Linked DNA regions of Homo sapiens: region 2 is linked to region 1. The links are chromatin loops, found by intact Hi-C in ENCODE. Cell type or tissue: endothelial cell of umbilical vein. All regions are shown on one strand.

The links. Hi-C counts contacts between places; a loop is a spot of excess contacts. Peaks named below come from ENCODE experiments on the same cell type or tissue, not always from the same donor. Only the 100,000 strongest peaks of a DNase experiment are listed, where the experiment ranks them.
Region 2: it touches region 1 in a loop (2.8-fold over the local background); 7 of 110 quality-filtered maps call a loop at or near these places.

The regions. Positions count from the first base shown.
Region 1 is chr2:134,409,741-134,413,740 of GRCh38, reverse strand. MGAT5 (alpha-1,6-mannosylglycoprotein 6-beta-N-acetylglucosaminyltransferase) reads right to left here. Exons shown (of 16, transcript NM_002410.5): 12 at 726-872. Among named protein-coding and RNA genes, the nearest start is that of MGAT5, 160 kb to the right of the region's middle. In endothelial cell of umbilical vein, a CTCF peak has its summit at 1,548; a DNase peak (open chromatin) is centred at 1,560; H3K27ac peaks cover 1,572 bases.
Region 2 is chr2:134,226,564-134,230,563 of GRCh38, reverse strand. It overlaps a transcript of MGAT5 not described here. Among named protein-coding and RNA genes, the nearest start is that of MGAT5, 26 kb to the left of the region's middle. In endothelial cell of umbilical vein, a CTCF peak has its summit at 1,940 (motif pointing left); no DNase peak of the experiment used is centred here.

The DNA of each region.
Region 1 (4,000 bases):
CTACTAACTACATAGAAATAATCAGAAAATCAATCTTATGGTTTCTTGCACACACCTATTTCTGACCAGATGAAGAAACACCCAGCTTGATCACTCACACGTAGCTGTAAAAGACTTTTGTTTATTGCCCTAAATCAAATCCAACTACCCTCAATGGTGATTCATCACACACTGCAGATTTTCAACAGGATCTCTGAAGGCAATTCAAATGAGGCTTCTGCAAATGGTTCTAGCAATGGTAGGATTACTTCTTGGGATGGTGGGTGAAAAAAATCAGTCACATTACTTCAGTTATCCATGATACATATGGTATCCTGAGGCTGATGGCTCTTTGAAAACTCCCACAGCCCACTTTTTATTCTCCAAAGCCCATCATGGGGAGCAGATTCTTCACAAGTATCTGCTAACCAGTTGATCTCACTCCCTAAACTTCAAACATTCAGGAAACCAGAGTTCAGCTATAATCAGAGGCTAGATTGTCTGAGTTTACAGTAAGCTAGAGTGGGGGTAGAGTGTCAAGATCCCTTACTTGGTGAAGGCAGAAGTAGATTCAAATCCTGCCCCTAACTTGCAAGGTGATGTGATCAGGTCATTTGCCTCTCTGAGCCTCTATACCCTCACCCTCCCACCCAATCATGTTAGATGAAGTTAATACCTACATGAGCACTCAATAAATAGCTATTATTCATATTATTCAAAATGGAATAATTTTGATAGATGCTTACCTCTCTCAGAGTTGGCTTGCCAATGAAAAAGTCTGTGTTTTTGCTGCTTTTGGGTGGGTTGAACTTGGGATTCAGAAAAGCACATCCATTTGCGATAGCTTCCAGGGGAGCTGGGCCCTCGTAAGGGAACCCAAGTCCAACAAACAACTGTAAGACAGAAAACCACACAGCGTATGAACACATCAGGCAGGACCATCAGGCAGGACGGGCATTCCTAGCTTGCAGGCGGCGATTCTGTGGCCCATTCCCGTGTGGACACCTCACTTTGGAAGGCTCCCAGGCCCTGGGGGGTGGGGCAGAGAGAATTCAGCTTACACCAGGATCTGAAAAACTACGAACTTTTAAAGTCCCCACAAAGCTGCTCAACTCACTATGCTCTCCTCCACCAAGGAACTAAAAAATTAAGTGTCTAGGGGTATCCACGGGGTAGGGAGGATGGAGTATTAAAAGAAAAACAACCACCACCACCACCAAGACCCAACAATAATCCTTCTGTAACTCACCAGGAGACATGACTGGAAAAACACTTGCTTAACTACACAGAAGGTTTCTTCATTGAACCAAAGAAACAACAGGCCCTTTCAGGAATGCTGGGCGGAGGGACAGAAAGGTCACTTGGAGGTTTGATTGCAGTTCAAACGGAACTGCTTTAAAATGATGGTAGGTCAGTAAACACAGGTTTTCATAATGGGGTTTACACTGGGGACACCAACATCTTGGTGTTGATTTTCCCCTCAGAGGGGAGAGAGGGTGCTGTGTTGCTGAATCTGCAAGGCAGCTGCTTCCCTCTCCAGCAGGCAAACCATGTGCTTCCCCCAAGACAGACCATAGATGGCAGCAACAACTTGCTCTCAGTCCTCAGAGCAACCACAGCAGCTGGAAGCCACGATGACAAAGGGGACAAGCTGCAGTTCAGTGGTGCTGATTTCCTGGGTCCAAAAATGAAATAACTGCTCACAGAAATGCCTCGGCACGTACCATCACAGTGGGTGTACTTCACACTGCTGGAGCACTGCAGGTTGTTGATGGGCAGGGTCCAGGTCTGGGCTTGACGAAGCTGTGTCCTCTCTACCCACATAAAAGCCTGTTCTGTTTCAGCCCCCAGGGGCACATTAAGTGAGAAAAGATAACTGGGCCCCAGGGCGTCCTTACCTTCTGCCATCACAGAGCATCACCCAACCACAAGGCCAGGTGTTGAGAATGAAGGAGATGGCTCAACTAGATTTAGCTGCAAGCTTGGTTCTGTTTTTCCCTCGGTCTTTTCACAGCAATCCCCTCCTTCTCACCAGCTTTCCTCTCTTAGCAGCTGCTCTAATTGAATGATCGTTTAGAAAGGTTCAGCTGGAGGGTGCCAGGCCCAAGCTGCCGGGCTGCATGTGTCAGGCCAACCCTGAGCACAGCCCATGGGTGACATACTGGAGAACCAGGTAGCTCCTGAAGGAATTCTGGGGCACAGCACTAACATCTCAGGTTTTCTGGACCTATTTACTTTTGTTTTGAACAGAATAGGGTACTCAATCTTTTTGGTTTTTTGAAAGAATAAATTTTCGTTTCCTGAAAACTGCGTGATCACAATGCCAGAGATGTCCACAGGGCAGGGAGCTGGGAAGAAAAGAAGCTTTAGAGGCCAGCAGAGCCCCTAATGCTGGCTGGGTCATTTCCCCCTTGGGCAGCAGAACCACCAGAGATCACGGGTGGGGGTGATGGTGGTGAGGAAAACATGGTAGCCAGGAGCCTGGAAGCTGTAGGATAAAGGGAAAGCTCTACTACCATTAGGAAGCTCCTGCTCTGCATCTTACTCTTATTATACAGCTAACAGAAACGAGATTGTCAGAGAGAACTTCTAACTATAGGGTGTGGCCTGGACATGTGGCTCAGGGGTGGGGGAGATCTGACTGCTGCAGATGAAATGGAAGGAAACAGTGGGAATGTACTAGTCCCACGACATCCCAGCTTTATGGAATATGAAGAATCCAGGGTTGTTATCTACCAGACTTGTGATCTCTGATTTGCCCTCTCCTATCAGACTTTGGAGAGGATGTGCCGGCTCTCCAGTGGAAAACAAATGACCTCTGTCAGGCCGTGGTTGGGCATAAGATAGCACAGGGAGTCCAGATCTTTCTGACTGAGGAGAAAAGTGCCAGAAGACGCAGATCAGGATTTCTGCAGGTTTAGTCAGAGAACCCACAGTGCCTCCTGACCTCTGAAAATCAGGGCCTGCCATGAAGTGTGGATACCTTCATCAACTCTAAATTTCAAAGAACAGCTTTGGAGGAAATGCAAGCAGCACAATGTTTGTCTATTTAAATAGAAAATCTTGGGAAAAATTTAATTAGCTTCTTTAGATCAATCTGAATCCATTAATTAAAAGGATTTGAGGCTGTTGCTTAATGGACTTGAATGTGACCTAGGTTTAATTATATCTGAACAACAATATGAACCATCTCTTCTGCCCTGTGGGCACCAGAATATCTCAGTACACATAAAATAAAAACTTTATTAACTCTCCCAAAGCCTCATATGTTTAGAATGAAGCCTAAGCAAATACAACATAATTTCCTGGCAATGAGTTTTTCTGTCACACAATTAGGATTGTAGGAAATACATTACTTGGAAACACCAAAATAACAGTTTTTTGTCACTTCAGTCAATAAGCAATTTTTTTCTTGCTTCCTGTGTGCTTATTACCTGTGATATTACAATGGAGCAGATGTATTAAGGTCAAATAGCACATCTGAGGTTTGAATGAAAACACAACAGGCGGAGAGAGTTCATCACCACCAAACAGCACTCTGTAAACTTCCTTGCACTTATGGTCTTGCCACACATTGGCACCTTAACCACACTGAATTGCTTTTCCCCTAATCTCCTGCTATTCTGCCTACTTAACCGATTTCCTTAGCAAGGAGGCAAGAGACACTGCAAGAATGTACATAAGTGCCAAGGCTTAACTCTGCTGGAGAAAACTGGCCATATTTTACTTATACTTCACCTTGCCTTCAGAAGCCCAGAATCTAATGAGGATATTCCAGATGACAAAATATCTCCATGGCTGCAACTCCAGCTCCATCAATGAGTATTTCTACACAGAGGGATTGTGGGATCTAGGATTAAATTTCTGAACTAATGCTAAGCAGAGAGAACAGATGAGGCACCATACGTTTTCTTCACAGTATAGGATTGGGACGTTCCTACACATTCACAAAGGGTCCAGTAAAACCACCCAGATTTTTCCCACTCTGTGAAAGAAGAAACAATTGTTTTAAACTGCTAAG
Region 2 (4,000 bases), 180 kb after region 1:
AGCAGATTAGGGTAATTGCATAGCCATCATCTCAAACATTTACAATTTGTGTTGGCAAGGTTCAATATCCTATTTGAAACTATATATCATGGCTAACTATAGTCATCCTACAGTGGTATGAAACACTAGAACTTATTTCACCTATCTAGCTGTAATTTGGTATCCTTTAACACAGGGGTCCCCAACCCCCAGGCAGTGGACCAGTACCAGTCCTTGGCCTGTTAGGAACTGGGCCACACAGCAGGAGGCAAGCAGCCAGCAAGTGAGCATTACCACCTGAGCTCCACCTCCTGTCATATCAGCGGTTGCATTAGATTCTCATAGGAGCACAAACCCTGTTGTGAACTGTGCATGTGAGGGATCCAGGTGGCACACTCCTTATGAGAATCTAATGCCTGATGATCTGAGGTGGAACAGTTTCATCCCAAAACAACCCCTTCATCCGTGGAAAAATTATCCGCCATGAAACCAGTCCCTGGTGCCAAAAAGTTTGGGGGCTGCTGTTTTAGTAAATCTCTCCCTATCCTTCACTTCCCCCATCTTTCCCATCTGTCTTTTTGATGACAGCCATCCTAACAGATGTAAAGTGCTATTTCATTGTGGTTTTGATTTCCATTTTCCTGCTGACTAAAGAGAGTGAGCATCTTATCTTTTCATGTACTTACTGATTATTTGTTTTTCTTTTGGGGGAAATATCTGTTCAGATCCTTTGCTCATTTATTAATTGGCTCATCTGTCTTTGTCACTGAGTTGTAGGAGTTATTTACATATTCTAAATACGGGTCTCTTACCAGATATTATTTGCAAATATTTTCTCCCATTCTGTGGGTATGTTATGAATGTTCTGTTTTCGATACATAATAGTGATACTTTTTCTTTTTAGTTCATAAGATGATTTCATCCATGTCTGTCCAGTTATAAAGCATTAAAATGCATTTAAATCATCTTTCTAACAAATCATATCTCCATTTTCTGTGGCATTTTTAACATATATGGGCATATCCTGTAAGCTCCTTATCAGTTATAGAATATTTTAAAACATAAAACTATGACTTTTACAAATATAAAATAAACACGGCAAAGATCTTATTTAGCTGATTAATTAATACAGGAACCAGAAAGATGTTAAAACAGGTCCAAAGAAAACGAAACACACATGTGTGTAGGCAATCAGGAATGCCGATCTGTTAATATATAAAATGCTTTTTGGGAGGGATCAATAATACCTCTACTGGGCAAAATTCATGTGCCATTCTATGAACAAGAACCATTTCCATTACTATCACTTTCCTATAACTTGCCAAAATGTAAATCAGTCCAAAGAAAATGAAAGACACAGATAACCTAGAAGGTTGCATTAGATTTTAATCTGTTTTGCCCATTTCTGAGTCTTCCACAATTTTTCCTGATATTTTTTTTGTAAGGTTTGTTCTATCAGTTAGGGTTCAATGAGCAGATGGAAAACATACTAATTTGAACAGGAAAAGCTTAACATAAACAATTATTAACTACAACCTGGGATTCTGCTAACAAGATGTTGACTAGTAAGAAGTAATGCAAGGAACTCTAGATCATACAGAAAGGCCAGATATAAGGAGTAACCACTATCCCTCAGACTGAGAAAACACCCATGAAGAAGATGAAACATCCATGAAAATAACCAGGTGGGGGACTGAGACCCTGACTTTGTTGGAGAAGACACAACTACAACTCACTAGATGGCAGAAAAGTCACTGTGGTGCCCTCTATGGTGCAGGAAAGCTGATCACAGGGAGGTAGCACACTGGCAACACTCCGCTACAAGACACCCCAAGGGGGTGCCAGAGGAAGCTGCTGGCCACCACACATCATAAAAGAAGGTCACCAGAGAGGACACACTCTGGAAGAGCCTTCCCAGAAACCACTGGAAAGCAGGAAGCAAAACTCTCTGCCTTCTGCAATGTTTCTCCAGCGCCCTCTACTGGAAAAGCTTAACATTGTACCAGCTGCAAAGGAAAAATATTCAAGAGGCCCAGATCCATTTTCACAGAGCAAGAAAAAGGGGTGAAGTTGAGAGGCCATAAATCAATAAATGGCATTTGTACTAGAGTCAAAAACATCTGGAAAATGTCAGATATTTATCCGGGAGAAAAACACTTGTTTATTCTCTGGCTAGAGGACCTTTTAGGCAACTAGGGCACCAAAAGTAAATATAAGGATTTTTATCAGGGCTTTTCTTACCCTATAATTTGCCAAGGGCAGACTCTAAGCATTTAAGCATCTACAATGCTAAGAACAACTCTCAACTTTCCTGTGAAATCTGTCACTTTCCCCTTCCAAGAAACACCTTACTTTCCACTGCACCCATTCTTTTCTACCTTCCTAAACACACACAGTCACACACTCATCACCAACACACATTGTTCCTGTGACTGGTCTCACACAAATGCTGTGACCTTCTGAAACTATGCCTTAAAATGACGACAAGAGGATCCCCACCTTTCCTCTTTTATCAAAAAGATTGCTCCTTCTGTAAAAATTTGTCCCATTTTGTGGTAAAATTCTCATATGGAAATCATCTCCTTGAGTCTTGATATTTTCTCACTGTCTCGAGTATTTAAACAAGGGTGCATTCTGTCTACCTAATGTCTGGCAGGTGAGTGAAAAGCCTGCCAACCAGCCCTGTCTAGGTAAAATAATGTGGCTCATTCCACCTGTTCTGCCCCAGAGCTATTGCCAAAACCATCTCATTACCACCACCAGCTGCCACTCCAAAGCTCATGAACGGTCTGAAGAATACAATGGTCCCTACCTGCCACGAACCAGAACTCTTTTGAGTCCATACAAGATGCTAAGAAAATCACAGCTGAAGAGGATCCTAGAGTAAACCAAGAGCCTTCCCTTCTTGAGAAAGTTTTCCCTCCCAAGGTCACACCCAGGAATGGGCAATGCAATTCAAAGGTAAGTAGATATGTGTTAGTGTTTACCTTTTCCAGAATACAGCCTATACCCATACTAACAAAGAGGTTTGAGAGGTATTATTTTTTATTTGTTTTAGGCAATAATTTGTAGCTCAGTATTTGAGTGCTCATACATGCTAAACTCTGCAGTGAATGAGTAAAAAGTCAAGTCCTACCTGCCAGGAATAGCTAGTCTCTGAAGCTTACCACTGCAGATTCTCATCTTTGGCCTCAAGAGGAAGGAGCAACCAAAACAGAGTAGTAAGAAGACAATACCCAGAGCTCAATCCAGTATGGGCCTTTTAAACTATTTGTTTCCCCAAAGACAAGGAGCCACCCCAGGGTCAAGTTTCTCACTGTTGCAGTCCATAATTCACAAGGAGAGAAGAGGCAAAGCCCTGAAATACAGAGCCCAAGGATGTCTCTTTTCAGTGGGAAAGAGTATGGGATGGCAGATGGGAGCCATTCTTTGTGTTATCATTGATGGGCCAGAGAGAACACAACACCAGTTACACTCATTGATAAGGATATACCCTTGGTATTTGATGCTAAACTAGAAGTCAGAGGTTAGGAAGTTTATTAGTTACCAACATTTGAAAAATGGAGATTTCACATAAAAATCTGAGTTTCTGGCCTTTCCAAAAAAAAAAAAAAAATAGGACTATCTGGTACCACAGAACCATTTTCCTGTGAGAAGACTTCGGCAGGAATGAAGAATTGGGGCATGGCTTTCCAATTTGCCACAGAACCCATGCAGGCTGCTTTACATGCCTGTGTGACCTGCCCAGCCCCTGCTGGTGTTTTAGTCATGTACTAAAGAACCATAAACCCCATAAGAGCAGGGCATGTCCGTTTTTATCTGTAAGCATATTTCAACACACTGCCTAGCATACAGTTCCCAGGAACTGTGCCTGCTAGGCGCTAGGGGCTCAAATCAAGTAAATGACTGCATGAACTCTACCAGACTTTCTGTCTACACTAGCTCGTTTCATTCTTAACATCATCTTGAAATATTTGCTTCCCATTTTACATGTGTGGTTCAGAGAATGAACTTCCAAAAC